Linked DNA regions of Homo sapiens: region 2 is linked to region 1. A link is an interaction called in ENCODE POLR2A ChIA-PET data of the cell type or tissue named here. Cell type or tissue: MCF 10A. All regions are shown on one strand. Links, peaks and the distances in the headings refer to the core of each region. The heading gives the core; the rest is flanking DNA.

Region 1 (10,421 bases), core at 1,420-9,419:
AATGGGTTTTTAGGGATTCTGTGGAAAGAAGGTGAAGCCTCTTTTAAGAATTGTTTCCTGGTCAGGCGTGGTGGCTCACACCTGTAATCCCCGCACTTTGGGAGGCTGAGGTGGGTGGATCACAAGGCCAGGAGATCAAGACCAGCCTGGCCAATATGGTGAAACCCCATCTCTACTAAAAATACAAAAATTAGCCTGGTGTGGTGGCAGGTGCCTGTAGTCCCAGCTACTCGGGAGGCTGAGGCAGGAGAATTTCTTGAACCCGGGAGGCGGAGGCTGCGGTGAGCTGAGATCATGCCACTGCACTCCAGCCTGGGTGACAGAACAAGACTGTCTCAAAAAAAAGAAAATGAATTGTTTCCTGAGGTTGGCTGTAGCTACAGAGGGCTAGCCTGGGAATGGTAACCCTTTACGTATTTTTTTTTTTTGAGACGGAGTTTCACTCTGTTGCCCAGACTAGAATTCAGTGGCGTATCCTCAACTCACCACAACCTCTGCCTCCCAGATCCAAGCGATTCTCCTGCCTCAGCTTCCTGAGTAGCTGGGACTACAGGTGCCCACCACCACACCAGACTAATTTTTTGTATTTTTGGTAGAGACAGGGTTTCACCACATTGGCCAGGCTAGTCTCAAACTACTGGCCTCAGATGATCCACCCACCTCGGCCTCCCAAAGTGCTGGGATTATACTTTGTCGGATCTGTACAAAATAATTTATACTCCCAGGTAGCGCATTAAGCAAGCAAAGGAAGTAGAGATGAAGAGGTAATCGAGCAGAATTGACACTAACACTGCTTCCCTTCCTGAAAAGAGAGGTCATCAAACAGGGGTGCTCTCTGGGTTTTTTCATTACTCCTTGGTTTTTCTCTTATCCTAGGTTGAGGTGAGGGTGGGGATGGGGTACATAAAGGTGGATTTTGTGCTTTCAGACAAAGATAAGATAAGGAACAGATAAAATTCCAGGCAAAGAAACTAAGATAAGCAGCTCCTCAAGGGACTTAAACTGCCCAGGAGTGAGAAGGGGGGACAGGAGAAGAGGCCTCTAACTCCCAGCTTCTCAGAAAACCCCAAACAATGTACACAAAGCCCAGAGAATTTATAACCCAGGAAAGGGAGAGCAGATGTATGCTGCTTGCTAAATCCAACCCTGGGGCAAGACAGAAGGAATGGCAGGGTGAATAACCCTCAAATTCCCATAAAGATACAACTTAACCTGAGCAACCTGGACCCCAGCTATGTGTTTGTAATCACAAACTCAAGTCTGCAAGTTCTTTCAAATAAAATTAAAACTGATAGTGCACCCCTTTATGCTGTGCTGATGGGAAATTCCAGTTCTGTTATTATTGGAAGGGGCCTCCCTGCTTTGAGAATGCAAGAGTCTGGAAGGCTTCTGTCGTGCCCAGAAAACACGGAACCAGCCCTTTTAGCTTCTTGCTACTCAAAGTGTGGTCTTGGGAGCAGCAACATCAGAGTCCCTCAGAGCTTATTAGAAATGCATAATTTTAGGACCCCATCCCAGGCCTACTGAATTAGACTGCATTTTATCAAGATTCTCAGGTATTCCTGAATACATTAATGTTAGAGAAATACTGTAGACCTCAAACCATAATGGTCCCCTCTAAACCCCAAATACCCCAGTAGGTTGACATCTCTGCAGCTTTGGAGGATCAAAGGTACCTGGGTGCCTGGAATCCAGGCTCCTTAATGGGGAGCACATAACCAACCACTTGCCTCTGGGATCCTGCTGGTTCTTCCCAGGACCTACTCACCCAATTCCATCTCATTCCTCCTTTTCTTTCTCCCAGCCCAATCCCCTCAAAAAACTCAGGCTTTCAAACAACAAAAGCCTGCAAGACCAGTTGTCTACCAGGGACTTCTCATTTCAGCCTGGCTTCAGCAATACCACCCCCAAGGCAAGGGAGCACAAAGGTACCGCCCAACACTTGGAATGAAGGACAAAAACCACCAACACAAAATAACATCTCAATCCATTTTCCTGCCACACTTATAATTATTTTAACTCTTGCTCTCAATTATATCTGGATTTAAGCGTGCAAAACAAAGGCTTATGCTATAATTTTAATGGACTTGTTTTTATAGGAAAAAAATTTGAGTCTCAGAATCCTAGAAATGATTGCTTCTGAGACTCACAGGGATTTAATTAGCTCCTAGTGTGGGGATTAAAAAATTTTTTTAGCAGCCGTGGAATGTTTTCAGGCCTTTCTCCACTCCAAAAGAAACTGCAGGGAGAATCCCATTGTATAAAACAGAAATGGAGTTGCTTTCGTTGTAAGGTGAGGACACAGAACCCAACTACATAGTCTCCTCTCCACCTCCATAGTGGCCCTGGTGGTGGCTGCAGCAGATCCCTGAGCTTGGTGGAGCACAGGGTGAAGGAACAACCTCAGCCGACCCTCCACCCAATACTGAAACCCCCCTTTCTCCACCTCCGATCACATACTTCCAAGAGAGAAGTCCCACAGGGCAGCCGAACCCGTCATCCATTGGCACCCAGGGCTGGAAAACACTTCCTCTACCATGACCCCCACGCGTCTTCCTGTCACTTCCATCGGAAAGTCCCATTTCTGCCCAGAGGCCTGCAAGGAACAGATTTATCCCCTCTTTCCCATGGTTTACAGAGCATATATTTCCCAGGAGTCTCTTTTCTAGGTGAAACAGGAATTTATATCAATGATATATGTGACTAAGTGAGTGAAGAGATAATCATTGAATGAGTGGATGAGTGAGGAAAGAGGAAGGAAGAAAAAGAACAATGGAATGGGATACTCTGGTCATTCTCTTCTGGACACTTTCTAGCTTGAAAATGGTTCTCTTCACATGTGATACGTGGAAGAAAATTGTAGCATTTGAAACTACACTACTCCAGCTATACCATAACCTGGTGATTTTCTTTTTTTTCTTTTTTGTTTTTCAGACAGAGTCTTGCTCTGTCGCCCAGGCTGGAGTGCAGTGGCACGATCTCGGCTCACTGCAGCCTCCACCTCCTGGGTTCAAATGATTCTCCTGCCTCAGCCTCCCGAGTAGCTGGGATTACAGGCATGCACCACCATACCCGGCTAATTTTTGTGTTTTTAGTAGAGACGGGGTTTCACCATGTTGGCCAGGCTGGTCTCGAACTCCTGACCTCAGGCGATCCTCCCACCTCGGCTTCCCAAAGTGCTGGGATTATAGACATGAGCCACCGTGCCCGGCCTAACCTGGAGATTTTAAACTGTGGCCAATGACCCATGTATATAGTAAAATCAATTTAATGGCTCTCAACTAGCATTTTGCTTAATGAAAGAAAAGAATAGAATAGACCATGGTTCGTCAACCTGCGTTAAGGTTAGGGGTTGTTTGGAAAAATGTTTTTCAGTTATACATACACATGTATGTACATATATGTAGGAATGTGTGTACTGGGAGCTGACATAAAATATATTTCTTACTGTGGGTCACAGGTCAAAAAAAGGAAAGCCAGTGTTCTCACCCTATGAACTAGCCATCATTATTATCCTCCTTTTCTGATAAAGAATATAAAGCACAGATAAATTAAGTAACTTGTCCCAAGGTCACCCAACTAAAAAATGGTAGAGCTGAGCCTGGAACAGGGAGCAGCCTGACTCCAGAACCTGAACCTTTAACCTCTCTATTCCATGGCATCCAGTAGAAATGGCCGTGCCGTGCAGGCAGGTGGACAGTAGTGCAGGACCAATCCCAGGACTCGGGGAGGGACGTCAGCAAAGTGTTCCTCTCACACAGTAGACAGACATTCCTGTGCTGTGCACCCAGCCTTCCTCACAGGGCGCCCCAAGAGCAGACCAATATGGGTTAGTGAAAGGACCACACTGCTTGATGCTCCAGGTCATAACGCAGGCAGAGCCGCACCCAACAGAATCAATCCATTCCTTCTCTTCTGGGCAGAGGGGTGCAAACAGCCATGCAAAGGCTGAGCTACCCTAAGATTTGGTCCATATTTCTCCATTTACCCTCAAAGATATGTGTGAGAAACATTTCAAAAGCCTCATCCACAGCAAAATCGACTGTGATGCTGGTGGCACCAGGTCCTTAACCTGCAGACCTTCATGTCGTGCATTCTAAGAGACTCTCAATATTCTCTTCCCCCAGGCAAACTGCAACCTCTTTCAAGATCCTAAATGCTTTATTGGACAAATACTACCACCCCCTCTGAAATGGATGTTATCAGTATCCATTGCCTCTGAATTCTTCATCTTCCTCATTTGAATGTCCCAAGCCCCTCCTCCATTGCCACCCAAGAGGCAAATTGTGGCAGTATCCTTGAGTCAACCTGCTCAAAAGGGAAGCCTATGGCATTGATATGTGATGGGCTGGGGTGAAGTGGATCTCAGACCCTGGCTGATGAGCTCTCTTCGTTCTTCCTCAGAGCAGTTGCAATAACAGCACAGTCCTATTTTTACATTCTGAGTCTGTGGTCCTTTTCCCACACATGCTCTGATTACCCTTCCTCCAAGAGTAATCTGGGGAGTTAGTCATGCCTTGACCTAAGTGAACCCATCCTGGCTCCCAATAATCCCTGCTTAGGAAAGGAACTTCTGGAATTTTGCCTAGGATTGTCATAAGCTAGCTGCACCATATTTTTCCCATGCTTAAATTGAGATAGTATGTTTCTGGCTTTGTCTCCTGGCACCTCCCTTCTCCCCAGAAGAGCCTCTGGAATGGCCCCATCTCTGCCTGATGCAGCCTTGAATGGAGCAAAAGCAGCTGGGAGCAGCCAGGTCCCAGCCCAGGCAGGCCCACAGCTTCCCGTGAGCCAGACTTGTTCCACTTGTCTAGTTTGAAGAGTTTTCTCCTTGATAGAGAAGACACGGTCATTTGGGTTATGTTATATTGTCTGTAAACATTAAGCCTGCCCCTTATTTTTTTTCCTCTCTTGGTCTAAATAGGGTTCAGAAAGTCTCTTCCATCTTTTTTAGGTCTCAATGTTTCAGGGAGGAGGGACTCAGCCACACCCAGGAAGTGTTTATCCTTTTCACACTCCAACTCAAAACTGAGGGCTTAGGGGCAGGGTTCTGAGGAGCCAGGGCAAGGGCAGGGCCAGAGGACCGGGCCAAGGCCGGGTCTCTTGGGAAGAAAGCCAATGTGGAGCTATCAGGCATTACTGGGGGAGATGCATATCCCACCTGCATCAAGGGAAGCCAGGTGAGCCTTGGAGTCACACAAACCTGGATGGGGAATTCTGGCAACCATTCCTCCTCTCAGGGTTGCCGGGAGGATTAAATGAGACCTGGCATGTAGTAAGGATTCAACAAATCACAGTTAATGTCATTATCATGACTTTTGCTATTATCCAAAGGGCTCTGGTAATCCCAAACTCTCCAGGGAGCCTTTAGGGCTTGCCCAAGACAACCCTGACTCCACGAGCAATTCAAGCTGCCTAATTCAGCACACAGACACTGCAGGCCAGGGCAGGCTGCAGTCACTGTGGCCCCGGCTTCCCAACTACCTAGTTATGAGTCAGGCTTCTCTGATGCCATCCACACAGCTCTGGGCAATGACTGCACCCAGCTGTGCTTGCATGGAGGCAGAGCACTTGGCTTGAAGGGCCATGGGTTAGGGACCAATCCCAGCTCCACTTTCTGACTTCTGCTGAGCCTCAGTTTGCTCATCTATCAAATGGGCATAATAATAAGGCCTCCCTCACTGGGTTATCATAGAGGTTATTATGGGAAAGTACCTAGCTGAGGAGCTGGTACAAAGTAGGGAACTCAAGAAAGTTTGTTCAATTTCAACTCGGGTGCCCAAATGCCTGAATAAAAGGAGACAGATATCCTGGAGAGGGAATGAGAGGCCAGGAGGATGGTGAGTGGTCTTGGAAATGGAGACTTTTCCTTAATAGCTCATTGGCAGTTCCTGGCTGAGAATCTGCCCCTGCAACATTCTGGCTGGGCATGTGGTACGGATGGGAAGAGGAAGAGAAAGAGACAGGAATCAGAGAGATGATAAAGATGAGGCCGCTTCAGGAAGTGCAGAGACTGAAGTTCCATGACCAATCAGTAAAGAAGCTGAGATTTGAACCCAGATGTGTCTGACCCTAAAGCAGAGGTATTCAATGTTTTGGCTTCCCTGGGCCACATTGGAAGAAGAAGAATTGTCTTGGGCCACACATAAAATACACTAACAATAGCTGATGAGCTAACAAAAAAAAAAATCACAAAAAAATCTTATGTTTTCAGAAAGTTTATGAATTTGTGTTGGGCCACATTCAAAGCCATCCTGGGCTGCATGCTGCCCACGGGCCACAGAAAAGTTTGCCCTAAAGCCTGTGTCATTTCAACTTCCAGGGGTGTCCAGTGGTAAGAAGTGGCCTTCCAAAGGGGCTGGTGAATGACCCTCTCACTTCCCAGATCCATCAAACAGGACACTGAAAGCCCAGGGTTACTTAGTGTGACCCCAGACTCCCAAAGGTGGTCATGTTGCAGTCAGGATGTCCGCTGGTCGTCTGTTTTGTTTGTCCATGTCATGGGAAAACAGGAAGCCCCTGAGAAGCAAGGTTTTAGGAATCCCCAAATCCTCCCCTACCACTTGCTGAGGGCTGATGATTCCAAACAGCTGCCTTGGTGCAGGTCAAGGTATTAGAGGCAATTGGATCTGGGTTCAAGTCCCGGCTCCACCACTTGGGAATTGCTCTGTGGTCTTGGGCAAATCACTTCACCTCTCTGAGCCTCTGGTTTTTCCTCAGTGAAGTGTAGATCACTATGTCTCCTTCCCAGCATGATGAATGAGCTTTGTTTTTCTTTTTGTGACTTATGTTCACAGCAGAGAACCAGATACAGAGCAGCTGCTTAGGAAATGTATTGAGTGAACAAGTGAATAACTCTAGCTACCATTTATTGAGTGCTTCCTAGGTGCCAGGCACTGTAGTAAGCACTTTGCATGTATTATTTCATTGAATTATCACAGTAACCCTTAGCAGTTTCAGACCATCTCATTTTACAGATAAAGAAACTGAGTCACAGGACGTGAAGTCACTTACTCAAAACCACTACAGACAGAAAGTAACAGAATGAGGATTCAAACCCAAGTCCCTGTAACTCCAGAGCTGGAGCTATGAGTGAAACTCACAGAACAAGAAGCTCCATCTTTCTCCAGGGACCTCCACCTGGGCAAAGGGAGCCCCAATGGGTATGGGAGTCCAATCAGTGGCCTGGCAGAGCTGGCTATCCTGCTCAAGACTACCATGGAGTGGCCTCAAGTGCCAGCCATTTTGCAGGCAGCATCTCATTTAACCCTCTCAATAACTGTGGGGAGGCATTATCCTTTCCAGTTTCCAGTGAGGAAAGAGAGACTCAGAGAGCTGAAGACCTTCGCTCAGGTTCACATAACTGGGAAATAGCAGAGCTAGAATTTAAACTCTTTGTCTATGAGTCTTCTGGGAAGCAAGAGCTGGGAGTATGAAAGGTTGATTGCAGTGACTCGTGAAAGACAAAGGGGAGGAGATGGGAAGAGAAGCCTTCAGACCATGATGCGAAACTGACAAGGTCCTACCAAATCAGTGGGGAACTCCCCAGCAAGTACTGCCCACTAGAAGAGTTCCACACTCAGCAGAAATGGCCAGGTCTTCAGAGTACCCGGGTCCTTCTCGGTGGCCAGGAGAATCCCAGAGAGATGACCTCAGCCTGCAGCCACTGCAGCTGGAGGCTGTCACCTTCCTGGGTCACTCACAGCTGAGTGGCAAGTTCTTCACTGAAGGGAGGTCCGAGTAGTGTATCTCGTGGCTCCCGCAGTCCACTGGCACCACAGCATGTACTCCTCGGGCTCCCAGTGGACCTCTCTTCCCAAGGGGAAGAGACTTAGAAGAGGGAGGTCAGTGGGATAAACCCCAGCCCCCACCACTGCAGTCCATCTCGGGGCTTCACCTAGTGCTCATCCCCACCTTGGCAGGTCGAACGATGTAACCCAAACCCTCATTCCTGGCAATCGCGTCCTTGGGGTTGCTGTACTTGTCCATTCACAGTCACAGTGGGACAGGGGAGGACAAAGAGATCCCAAGTGGATCATCTTGGTTCCACACATAGTCCTCCCATTTTATTTTTTGGATTTTTATTGTGTATCCACCCATTCTGCAAAAGCAGCTGCCTCCTTCTGAAGCTCAGGGCCAATTACTCCAGCCAAGATGGTGACCCGCTTTTCACCTTATAATTTCTGGACACAAGGAGTCTAAAGTGCTTTGGCAGTAGCCATAACTTGTAGTTCAAAGAGGCCTTGCTGTGTTCTCTAGCAAGAATTCACCATTTCTGGGACCAGGACCTCTACCTTTGCAGAGCCCAGAGCTGCAGGAATGGAGAGTACAAGGTCCCTAATGGGTCACTGGAAATGAGAGTAAATGGGATCATGCCTACTTCCATCCTTTGGTTCTCAGACCCATGTATTTTTCTGATTCCATGAAACCATGATGAGATTTCTGATTCAGTGTGTGTAGTGCATCTGGAGGATGGTCCCCGTCTTGCCACAAACCAAGCTCAAGTTTTTTCCTTCCCTTTCAAGTAGTAGTACATGATCCCCCATAGAGTCATAGGTATGAGTTGAGAGAGGGGCACAGATGCAACCATGATGGGTGGCATGGGGGTCTGGGCTGCTTGCTCATGAAGTCCCACCAAGGATTGATCCCAGATATACTGTTTCTATCATATGGTGAATTGCAGCTGGACTTGCTAGGCTTTAAGACTTGGTGGGTTCAATAGGACCTAGCATATATGGGCAATTCCAGCCAGACATCTGGTCAGCAATTCTGTCTCTAGCATGTCTCAGTAGCATACAGGAGCTGTTTTTCAAAAGGTGTACAATTCTTTCCTGTGAGTGGCACGGCCTTAGCCCAAAACCCCAGGGTCTACCTTTTAATTTTCCATGTGGGGCTTGCCCAAAACTCCATACCCCATCTGTTTCCACACTGACATTTCCAACACCAAGTTCTGCCGGAGTGTATGGCCCAAGTGTCAGGGCTGTTTGCCGTGCAGTCCGGATCTGCTGCAGAGCCCTTTCCTGCTCCAGGTCCCACTCAGAGCTGGGAGCTTTGCATGTCACCCAATGGAAGGACTGCAGTGGTGTCTCTAGGTGTGGAATGTGTGCCTCCAGAACCCAAAGAGGCCTAAGTGGCATTGGGCTTCCTTCTTTATGGTGGCAGAAGCAAACAGCAGCTGTTTGTCTTTTGCTTTTGGTCGGATATGCCAGCATGACCCTGACTCCTAGATCCCTCATATCTTTGCAGATATGACAGGCTTTGAATGTTTGCAAGGTTTACCTCCCACCCCCTGGAGCACTTGTCTTATCAAGGCCTCCAGTGTGCTGTCCACCTCGGCTTATCCTCCTGGTCAGCATGACGTCATGGGTGTCATGGAGCAGTGTGATGTTCTGCAGGATGGCCAGGTGTTCTGCAGGACGATTCTCCTTGGACTATATTGTGAAAAGGAGCAAGAGAATTAACACAGCCCTGGGATAAAACTATAAAGTAGATTATTGTTCATTCTGTGTGCATGTGAACTGCTTTATCTTCTTTCCTGGTTATGATAGAAAAGAACACATTTGCCAAATCAATAGCTGCATACTATGAACCTGAAACAATATTAATCTGTTCCAGCAAAGACAGCAGACCAGCACAGCAGCTGTATTTGGGGCTACTATTAGGTAAAGCTTTTGAGTGTCTATAGTCACACTGTAGGATACACCTGGTTTATTTTTTTAATCTTTAAAAACTTTTTTTTTGTTTTATTTTCTGCAGAGACAGGGCCTCGCTTTGTTGCCCCGGCTGGTCTCAAACTCCTGGCCTCAAGTGATTCCCCCATCTAGACCTCTCAAAGTTCTAGGATTACAGATGAGCCACAGTGCCCAGCCTCATCTGGGCTTAATTTTTCAGTGTGGCCCCTGCAGAAACTAGACGGACCCTCGCTCCTGCATCTTGAGATCCTTAAGGGTAGTGTTACAGTAGTTCCTCCTTACTCAGGAGGGATGCAGTCTAAGACCCGCTGTGGATGCCCGAAACCACAGATACCACAGATAGTACCAAACCCTATATACACTATGGGTTTTTTGTTTGTTTGCTTTGTTATTTTGAGATGAAGTCTCGCTCTGTTGCCCAGGCTGGAGTGGAGTGGCATGATCTCAGCTCACTGCAACCTCCACCGCCCAGATTCAAGCAATTCTTGTGCCTCAGCCTCCCGAGTAGCTGGGACTACAGGCGCCCGCCACTCCTGGCTAATCTTTGTGTTTTTAGTAGAGACGGGGGTTTCACCATATTGGCCAGGCTGGTTTTGAACTCCTGACCTCAGGTGATCCGCCAGCCTCAGCCTCCCAAAGTGCTGGAATTACAGTCATGAGCCAGCTTGCCCAGCCCACTGTGCTTTTTTCCTATACAGTATCGGTTGGGTAGCATAGACAGCATCATGG
Region 2 (9,116 bases), core at 1-8,000, 110 kb after region 1:
CCCCTGGTTCTATTCTTAAGGAGTTCCCAAACTGAGTGGCAGATGGGTAATAAGCTAGAGACTGCAGAGGACATAGCAAGAGCAAAGGCCTGGAAGAGAATGGAATGTTCTAGAAAGTAGTCTCATCCCCAGGGAGTGCTGATGGGCTGCTGGGGATCCCAGACTCTGGGCTGTACATTGCTCCCCACCAGTAAAAAAGGCTCCCACAAGAAAATCACAAGCTCTATGGGGCTAGTACCCTTCTCTAAGTCATCACCAACTGTTCATCAGCTTGACACCAGAATAAATAAATACACGTTGAGTGAATGGACTTCATTGCCATGTTCCAGTTCTAGCCACTGGCTGGTGGGGGCAGATGGTGCTGAGGCTGCCCGATCGAGGGTAGCTTGCTATTCTTCACCGATCCAGCAAACACTTGTGGAGGGAATTCTGCCAGGCTTCATGATGGATACTGATAGAAAACGTAACAGCAACCCTTTAAGGAAGGAACTTTCATCCCCGTTTTCTAGGTGAGGAAACCAAGGCCCAGAGCAGGGCTGCCTTGTATCCAACTCCAAGGTGAAAGGAGGCAGCTTGCTGCATTTAAACGTGGGTCTGCTTCCAAGCCCAGCAATGATCAAGCCGGCTATAGTGGGCGCAGCAGAGTGGCAGCATGAATCTGAGATTGGTCGCAGTGTCTTGTGCCTACTGAGGAGCAGGGGCCATGTCCCTCCCCCTACACCTAGCACTGAGCCACACTGAGCACGCTGTTTCTTAATCTGACTGGTCCCCATTTCTTCTCCTTGCACATACTGTTCTGTCCACCTGGAATGTAGCCTTGCCACTGCTTTCCCACTTGGCAGACTCTCTGTGTGTCCTTCACAGCCCAGCTCCAATGTCACCTCCTGGGAACTCATCTTTTTTTGTACCCAGGCAAAACTGGAAATCTTTCCCTCCAGGGTTCTCACAGTGCCTCATACCAGCCCCCTGTTGAAGCCCAGACCACACTAGCCTCTCATCTTCATCTGCCTCCCCACTGCCCCCACCCCACTGTACTGGAAACTCCTTCCTTGGTGTCAGGACTGGGTCCAGTTTCATCCGGGGCCCCAGCTCTACTTAGCATGAGACCTAGAGCATGGGTCACTGGTATTTTAGTCAGTCCTAGTGCAGCAGCTGCCTGGGTGGATGTGGATATGACCCAGGGAGTGGGTAGGCAGGTTTTCTAAAGTCGAGTTTGACCTCGACCTGCTGATGACAAGGTCCAGCGGAGGGGTATGTCCTTGGCCTCCAGCAGCCCCCATTGACAGAGGCTACAGTCGAGCAGCTGCTCAGTGGGGCCCCAGGGATGACTTCAGAGGCTCCAGACCCCTGGAACATCAGATGCAGACCTCAGTAAAACAGGGCCTGTGATAATAGCACTTACCTCACATAGCCAGTGTCATTCACTCATGCTCTACCAACATAATTTTTGCCAGATCCATGGATCATTTGTATTATTTTCCACTTAATGTTTTTATTTAAATTGCTTTGTTCTAAGTAATATGAAATCACAGGGCTTGTAAAAATTATTTTGAATAGGTGATTCCATTCACACCATTCAGAATTCAAAAAAGTGCCAAAGGCTATAAAATGAAATCTCCCTTTCACCCTGTCCCCAGTCACCCAGGCCCCCCCGGGGTTAGAATGTTACCTTTCTTGTACATTCTTGTTTTTTGTTTTTTGTTTTTTTTTTTTTTTGAGACAGAGTCTGCTCTGTCGCCCAGGCTGGAGTGCAGTGGCGCCATCTCGGCTCACTTCATCTCCCAGATAAAGTGATTCTTGTCCCTCAGCCTCCCAAGTAGTTGGGACTACAGGCACGCACCACCATGCCCAGCTAATTTTTGTATTTTTAGTAGAGACAGGGTTTTGCCATGTTGGCCAGGCTGGTCTCGAACTCCTGGCCTCAAGCTGAGATTATAGATGTGAGCCACCGTGCCTAGCCTCTTGTGCATTCTTTTAAATAGATGTGTATATTCTCCCCCTACCCCCAGCCAATTTTTTTTTTTAACCCAAAAGGTAGCATACAATATACACACTGCTCTGTTTTTGGTTTCGCTTTTGTTTTTTGGGACAGAGTCTCACTCTGTCACCCAGGCTGGAGTGCCATGGGGTGATCACAGCTCACTGCGGCCTCGAACTCCCAGGTTATGTATTCCATTATATCACTATGCCACGTTTTCTTAAATGATAGATTGATGTCACTGCATTGCTTGTTTTTTAATCTATTCTAATGTGTTCCAGAAAAATACAGTATATACTTTGCATCCCATGAGCAAATGCAGGTAATACCGCAGGCAGAAAGCCCAGCACGTGGCGGGCCTAGCAGTCGCTGTTTAGTGAGCCCTCCTGGTGATGCTTAGTGCCTTGCCACAGCCTCTGAATTAGTGTCCACCCTATGAATTAGGCTTGACCTGGTGTGTCGCTGGGGTCCCCCAGAAATTTGTCAGCTGCTCACTACCCACTCGGAACAACAGCTCTGGGCCTGAAGGCTCCCCAGAGAATTGAGAGAAGGGAGATTCTGGGGGCAGTGCCAGGACATACGGGGGGTGGGGGCTGTCTTTCTAGTTGGGCAATGCAGAGGATTTAGAGGGAATGGAGTCCCTGTGGTATGAGGGAAGCCCCAGCATGTGGAATAAATGTCCAGAGGCAGGCTAAGGGGTCAGGTAGACAGACTAATGGGAAGGAAGGATGCAGCGCACACACAGAGGGGGCTCTGAGCTGCACACTCCTCCTGGGCCGAAGCCTTCTTCCTCTTTCGCAGCCTCTGATGTGAGAGCCTTGGCTTTTGCAGTCGTTGCCCTGACTGACGCTTTCAGAGAATGAAAAGACCATACTGGGAATATGCCTGGTAACAGCTATGCCCAGGGCTATCTGTGATGATCTTGAAGTAAAGGCTGCTTCTGGGTTCTGTGGAAACCAAGGCCCAGAGACCCACAGCCAGGCCATGGCCAGCTCCACCCACTTCCAGGGCCCAGCTTGGTATAGTGTGCGTAGTGAATGCCAGTCGTTTCTTTGGCATGCCTCCCGCAGCCCTGTTCTCCCACAATCAGTTAAAGGCCTGCCTAATGTCACATTTCCTGACTTCCTCATTTTTATAGCTGAAAAGAGCACTTTTCTTCAGCAGGGCTGACACCCTGCTGGCCTCTCAGTCACCTGTGGCTAAGCAGGGCTCTTCACCTGCTGGCCTCTGCCCTTCCTGCTGCCTTAGGTCCTCGGCTTCCAATGGACAGAAGCAAACTGCTCTTTTTCTCTCCCATCCCTTTGCCCATTGGAAACACCTTAGCCCCACACTCTTACTCACCTTGTGCACTTTTCCAAAGTGCATTCCCGCCTAGCATGTCGTCTATGTCCATATAACCTTGGGAGGCTTATGGTTTGGGGATTATTGCCGTGAGGAGCACTGGGTAAGGAGTCCGGAGCCCTGAGCTCTGCTGCAGGCTCCTGAGTGATCTGGAACTTGCCTCACCCTCTCAGGGCTCAGTTTCCTGCCCTGTGAACAGCAGGAAGGGTAGGGCAAGGTGGGATCACATCTCCAATGTGACAAACGAAGCTGTTGCCATTTTGCTGACAAGCAAATGGAGGATAGGGGAGAGGTGGTACATGGGGGACTTAGCCTGCTGGAATTCACAGAGCAAACAGGCAGATGGGCTGGAATCAGAAGCCAGCGGCTTCAGCTCCAAATCCAGGGTGCTTCTCCTATCTATATCTGTGCTATTCCTACCAAGTAATTTGGGCCCCCTCGCATAGGAGGGCTGGTTCCTGGGCCTCCCAGTCAGAGAGTCTAGAACCACCAGACCCTAGGCATGGCTCCACCAGGGAAATGAGACCCCCAAGAATCCAAAGCCTCTCCCTCTCTGAGACCTGGCTACAGAGAGAGAAGATCATACTTCCCCTCTCTCCCCAGGAAATGGCCCGGCCAGCCCAGTATCTTGAAGTCAGCTAGGCTGGTTTGGGCACCTAAGGTCAGGAATTGGCCAAGTTTCCTGGGAGAAAGACTGGTGTGGTGCCAAGAGTCAGGCAAGATATCTGAACACAGAAACTTGCCAGTCCAGGCCCTGCCCTGTAGTAACCTGCTCCCAGACACGCCTATAACAGTGTGGTTTGTTTCTCCGCAGAAGCTGACGGGTCGCCTCATGCTGGCCGTGGGAGGAGCAGTGCTTGGCTCCCTGCAGTTTGGCTACAACACTGGAGTCATCAATGCCCCCCAGAAGGTGAGTACTGTGCCATCGTTGGCTTATGGACACCAGCCTGCTCTGTTGCACATCACACATGCCCACAGTCTCACGCCACCACCTGAATTAGAGTCATTTATATGAACGCACTGTACTGTCTGCCTCTCCAGCCAGTTTTCTGGCCCTGATCATGTCAGAGACTCTTCTCTTGCTTTGGAATCAGGGTGGCAGAATTCTAGAATCTCAGGTCCCACAGAATCCTGGGGTCTTGTATAGGCCCTCTTGACCAACCCCCCACCCAACTCAGTCATTTAATAATATGTTTGATGATATAATAAACTCAAAGCAAAGCTCAATACAATAATGCTGCATTTCCGTGGCATTCTGGGGCTGCAGAGGGTTTTCATGGGCTTGTCTCACTTGATGCTCACTGCAGCACTGTCAGGAGGCAGCAGGCACCACTCCCAGCCTGCAGGTGTGGGAAACGGCCAGAGAGAGGAAACCCGCCCAATATCACCCAGCTAAGTCAGAGACAGAGCTGGTATCCAACACCTGCCTGCCAGGTGGTCCTTGAGCCTGCACTCATACCCATCCACAGGCAGCACACTTCCTTTATTTGTAGGTTGAAACCGCGTCCTCTCCCTGAAGGCCCTGTGGCAGTCAAAGCAGAAATGGCGTCTTGCCCTAGGGAGCCACAGGGGGTGAAGGTCTGTGCTGGCTTCCTCCTCCCTGCCGTGCATCCTAGATCTGTCCTCACTTGTTTACTTGAATGTCAGGATGGGAAGGGACCTAGACCATCTCCTCCAGCCCAGCCTACTTGCATTAAGGAGGAGAGAAGAGGAAAAGGGGGTAGGGGGTAGGAGGCAGGGACAGGAAAGGAAACTGAGCCCTTCCTCTGTACCAGGCATTTTGCTTGTGTTTATGAGATTGGGTGGTGATTTCCATTTTGTAGACCCGGAAACTGAGGCCCAGGCAGATGAAATGGCCGACAGGCCCAAGGTCACAAAGCTATTGAATGCTGGAGTCAGAAGCCAAGCTCTGTTGTTTCCATGGCCTCAGGTTGTCTTCCTAACCAGCTGCCTTGCCCGTTTAAAAATCTGTACCTTCCCAGAGAGGACCAAATGAGAGTGGGCAGTCCTCACGTCAGGACCACATTTCTTGTCCAGACGGATGGGGCTAGAAAGTGAGTGCAGTGACTCCCAAAGATCAGGGTCCTGTTTGGGGGAACCAGGTAGTGTCTAGAGTTAGCTGGGCTTCTTCCAAATAGGCAGACAGTGGCTATGGGGCCACGCCCGATGCTGAGGAGCAAGTCACCAGGAAGGCTTGGCCTGCTGAGTCATGCTCAGCTGCAGGGGAGGTGACAGGACTTTTCCAAGTTTGCTGGGCATGGAGACCGTGGGCCCATGCTTGGACCAGCCCCAAGCCCTGCATTTGCTAAGTGCTCTTGACAGCTCTTGCCAAAGTGTGTGCTTCAGAACTGGCTCCCTTTGGGAATCCTTACAGATGGAAAGTCTGTAAGACAGGCTGGGAGGAAACAGAGGGAGGTTGAGCTCTCCACTTGGTTGCACATTGGGGTTTCCAGAACGCCCCCAGATTCTGATTTAATTGGTCTGGGATGCTGTTTGGGCATTCAATTAAAAGCTTCCCAACCAATTCGAATGTGCAGCCAAGGTTGACAGCTACTGGATTTAATGATGTCTTGACTGTGATCTCATAGTGAGTTAATGACAGAACTAGGACTCTAAGGCCAGGACAGAGGAGGTGTTTTCCAGAAACAGAACAGGGTTGGGGTGAGCAGGGGGCCTTCAAAGCAAAATGCCCAGAAGACAGAAAGCCTGGCATTCAGTAAAGCGTGAGTAGTTTAGTGTGTCACTAGAGTGAACAGGAGGAGGGGAAAGGTTGGGGAGGTCAACAAGGTAAGGTAGGCAAGAGCCAGACCACAAAGGGCCTTGTGAGTATGGCACGGCACAGTCAGAAGGGGCGGATGGGCACCAGCACGGGGGCCCAGCTAGGGAGCATGGACTTCAGGATGAGGACAATAGGGACCCACTGCCCAGGGCAGACGTGATCAGACTTGCATTGTAGGGAAATGACTCAGGCGTCTGGTATGGAGGGGCGGACTTAAGAATGTGAGACTAGAGACGGGAAACCATCAAGAAAGTTGCCGTTGGACTAGTGACATAAAAGCAAACCCTCAGAGGAAGAATGGACAGGATTTGGTCATCAATTCCGTGCGAGGGCAACAGAGAAGGGTTTAAAAATGGTTTCTAGGTTTCTGGCATGGGTGATGTGTGGTTTGAAGAAGGAGCAGGTGTGCCAGGAGCTGAGAGGTGGCCGTGGGATGTGCAGGAATGGAGGCGTGGGGTGACACAGCTGGAGATGTGCAGGAGGCACCTGTATGTATGGGTCTGTTTCTTAGACCCAGGCTGGAGAAAAGTTGAGAATTAGTCACTGGTATCCACACAGTGGAGAAAGATCTTCTAGGGAGACTGTGGAATAAAAAGAGAAATGAAGATTAAGGCCGGGCATGTGGCTCACGCTGTAATCCCAGCACTTTGGGAGGCTGAGGTGGGTGGATCACTTGAGCCCAGGAGTTCAAGACCAGCCTGAGCAACACATCAAGACCTCATCTCAATTTTATAATTAAATAAATAAAAATTAAAAGTAAAAGATCAAGGCCCCAGAGAACAACCCATTGCTAGAAAAAGACCCTAAGTAGAAGAACAAGAGCTGGTATCTCTAAAACCAGGAGAGGATACCCTCCCAAGACAGAGGGATAATGTAAGCCATCGAAGGGCCAGGGTATTTGTCTGGTTTGTCCACGGCCGTGTCCTTAGTGCCTAGAACGGTGCCTGTCATAGTAATAGACACTGGTGGATAGTGAGTGGAGGAAGGCCATCGGGTACCCCAGGGGTTGAACTGGGCAAGCCTCTCCACATTGCTGAATGCAGAAGAGGCGATGGTGGCCTTGTGGCCACTCGGGCTGACTGGGTGGCACAGCGTGGATAGAAGCCTCACTACGATTGGGTGAAGAGTGAGAGGCAGATGAGAAAGGGTGGAGACGGCTCTTCCAAAAGAGTTGGTGGGAGAGGGAGAAAAGAGGAGGTTTGGAATGATGGTATGGCTAGGAATTTATTTATTTATTTTAATGAAGGTTATTTTTAAACATGTTGGAAGGAATCAGCAGGAGAGGGTGAAGATAAGGAAGTGAGGGCGGAGGTCTTCCAGGAGGGAGGGTGGTGTCGGAGCAGAAGGGAGGGGCTGCCTTTGGCCAGGAGGGACTGAGATACCTTTTTTTTTTTTTTTTTTTTTGAGACGGAGTCTTGCTCTGCTGCCCAGGCCAGAGTACAGTGGCATGATCTTGGCTCACTGCAACCTCCGCTTCCTGGGTTCAAGTGGTTCTCGTGCCTCAGCTTTCCAAGTAGCTGGGCTACTGGTACAGGTGTGTACCACCACGCCCAGCTAATTTTTGTGTTTTTAGTAGAGATGGGGTTTCACCAGGTTGGTGAGGCTGGTCTCAAACTCCTGACCTCAGGCGATCCACCTGCCTTGGCCTCCCAAAGTGCTGGGATTACAGGTATGAGCCACCATGCCCAGCCAGGGACTGAGAGACTTCTGAAGATGTAGACAAATCTGAGATGAACTTCTGTGATCCCCGGGGCCTCCCATCTAATCAGAAATAGGCAAGAGGTTATAACTGTCATGGAATATGGGCAGAACCTCTGACCAGGGCATCACGGGGCTGGTCAGCAGCACAGAGGGCCCAGATGAGCCTGTAAACTGCATTCATAGGACCATGTATGGTCACCTGTCCAAAGGTCACTTCAGGAACCAGCCCCAGCAGACCGAAGCTGGAGATGTGAGTGGCCAGAACTGAGAACGCTGAAATCTAGCGGTGTTTCTTGGGCAAGCACCCAGACACTTGGTCTGTTGACTTTTGTACTTTACAAACACTTCTCACAAGGCTGGCTGTAGTTTTTCCAACCAGGAGCCAGATTAGAAGTGATACATGTAACATGTGAAGAGAGGACAGAAGGACCCAAGAAGAAGAAATGAAAGTGAGGCTCAGAGCCCATGTGTAGTAACAGGGCAGAGAGACTCCTGTGCCCGCGTAGGCTGAAGGCCTGCCCTAGGGCGACACAGAGATTCCATCTGGCCAACCCTTTCATTCAGCCAGGACTTCCTGAGCATCCACGCTGTGCCAGATGCGGTCCTAGACAGTAAGGAGAGAGAAGTATAGCTGTGAACACAGCAGGCACATGCTGGCCCTCAGGGAGCTGCCTGAGACACAGTCTGAGCCAGGCCCTGTCTCCACAGCAGTGGGAGAGACCCCTTGGAGAAAGCCAGAGTGTCACTAACAGAGGGCTTCAAGGTGCTGTGAGAGCAAACGGGGCAACTAATGCTGGGGCTGGGGTGACAGGGGAGATTAAAAAAAGGGCTTCACGAAGGACTTGGCAGCCATGCTCGACCTTGAAGGGTTAGTTGACCTCATAGGGCAGGAGGGGCAGGTGTCTGGGCAGTGAGAGGGGCTTCTGCAGAGGTGCAGGGGTGTGAAATGTTCTGCTGATGCGGAATTGCTAACTGCCTGCAGTGGGCACACTGACTTCCCTTGTCTGTTTAGAAGAACCTCTCTTAGGAAACAGCATTGGGTTGGCCACAGTTTGCCTACTCTTGAGAAGAGACTTTGCCCCACAAGTGGTGAGGATGCCAGAAGCTTGTTCTCTTCCATAAAACAGGCCCCAAAGGGCTTCCTCCTGGAAGTGGTTAATTAATCATACTACCTTATATGTTTACAAAGCACCACCCCATAAATTACCACCTCACAGCAACTCTACAAGGCAGGCGGGGCTGACATCTTCCCCTCTTCTAAATGAGGGAACTGAAGCCAGATGAGGTATCTGGAGAGTGAGAGGCTGAGCTAGAGGT

The links. ChIA-PET counts read pairs that join two places held together with the same protein. Peaks named below come from ENCODE experiments on the same cell type or tissue, not always from the same donor. Only the 100,000 strongest peaks of a DNase experiment are listed, where the experiment ranks them.
Region 2: POLR2A ChIA-PET joins it to region 1 with 10 read pairs; 10 of 35 experiments call an interaction of 5 or more read pairs at or near these places.

Annotation. Positions count from the first base shown.
Region 1 is chr1:43,043,911-43,054,331 of GRCh38, reverse strand. No RefSeq gene overlaps it. Among named protein-coding and RNA genes, the nearest start is that of SLC2A1-DT, 90 kb to the right of the region's middle. In MCF 10A, for the core only: no CTCF peak of the experiment used is centred there; a DNase peak (open chromatin) is centred at 5,491.
Region 2 is chr1:42,938,339-42,947,454 of GRCh38, reverse strand. SLC2A1 (solute carrier family 2 member 1) reads left to right here. Exons shown (of 10, transcript NM_006516.4): 2 at 4,134-4,229. Among named protein-coding and RNA genes, the nearest start is that of SLC2A1, 16 kb to the left of the region's middle. RefSeq lists enhancers at 138-637, 638-1,139, 1,999-2,158, 2,249-2,378, 2,809-2,858 and 4 more. In MCF 10A, for the core only: no CTCF peak of the experiment used is centred there; DNase peaks (open chromatin) are centred at 4,044, 5,564 and 6,294.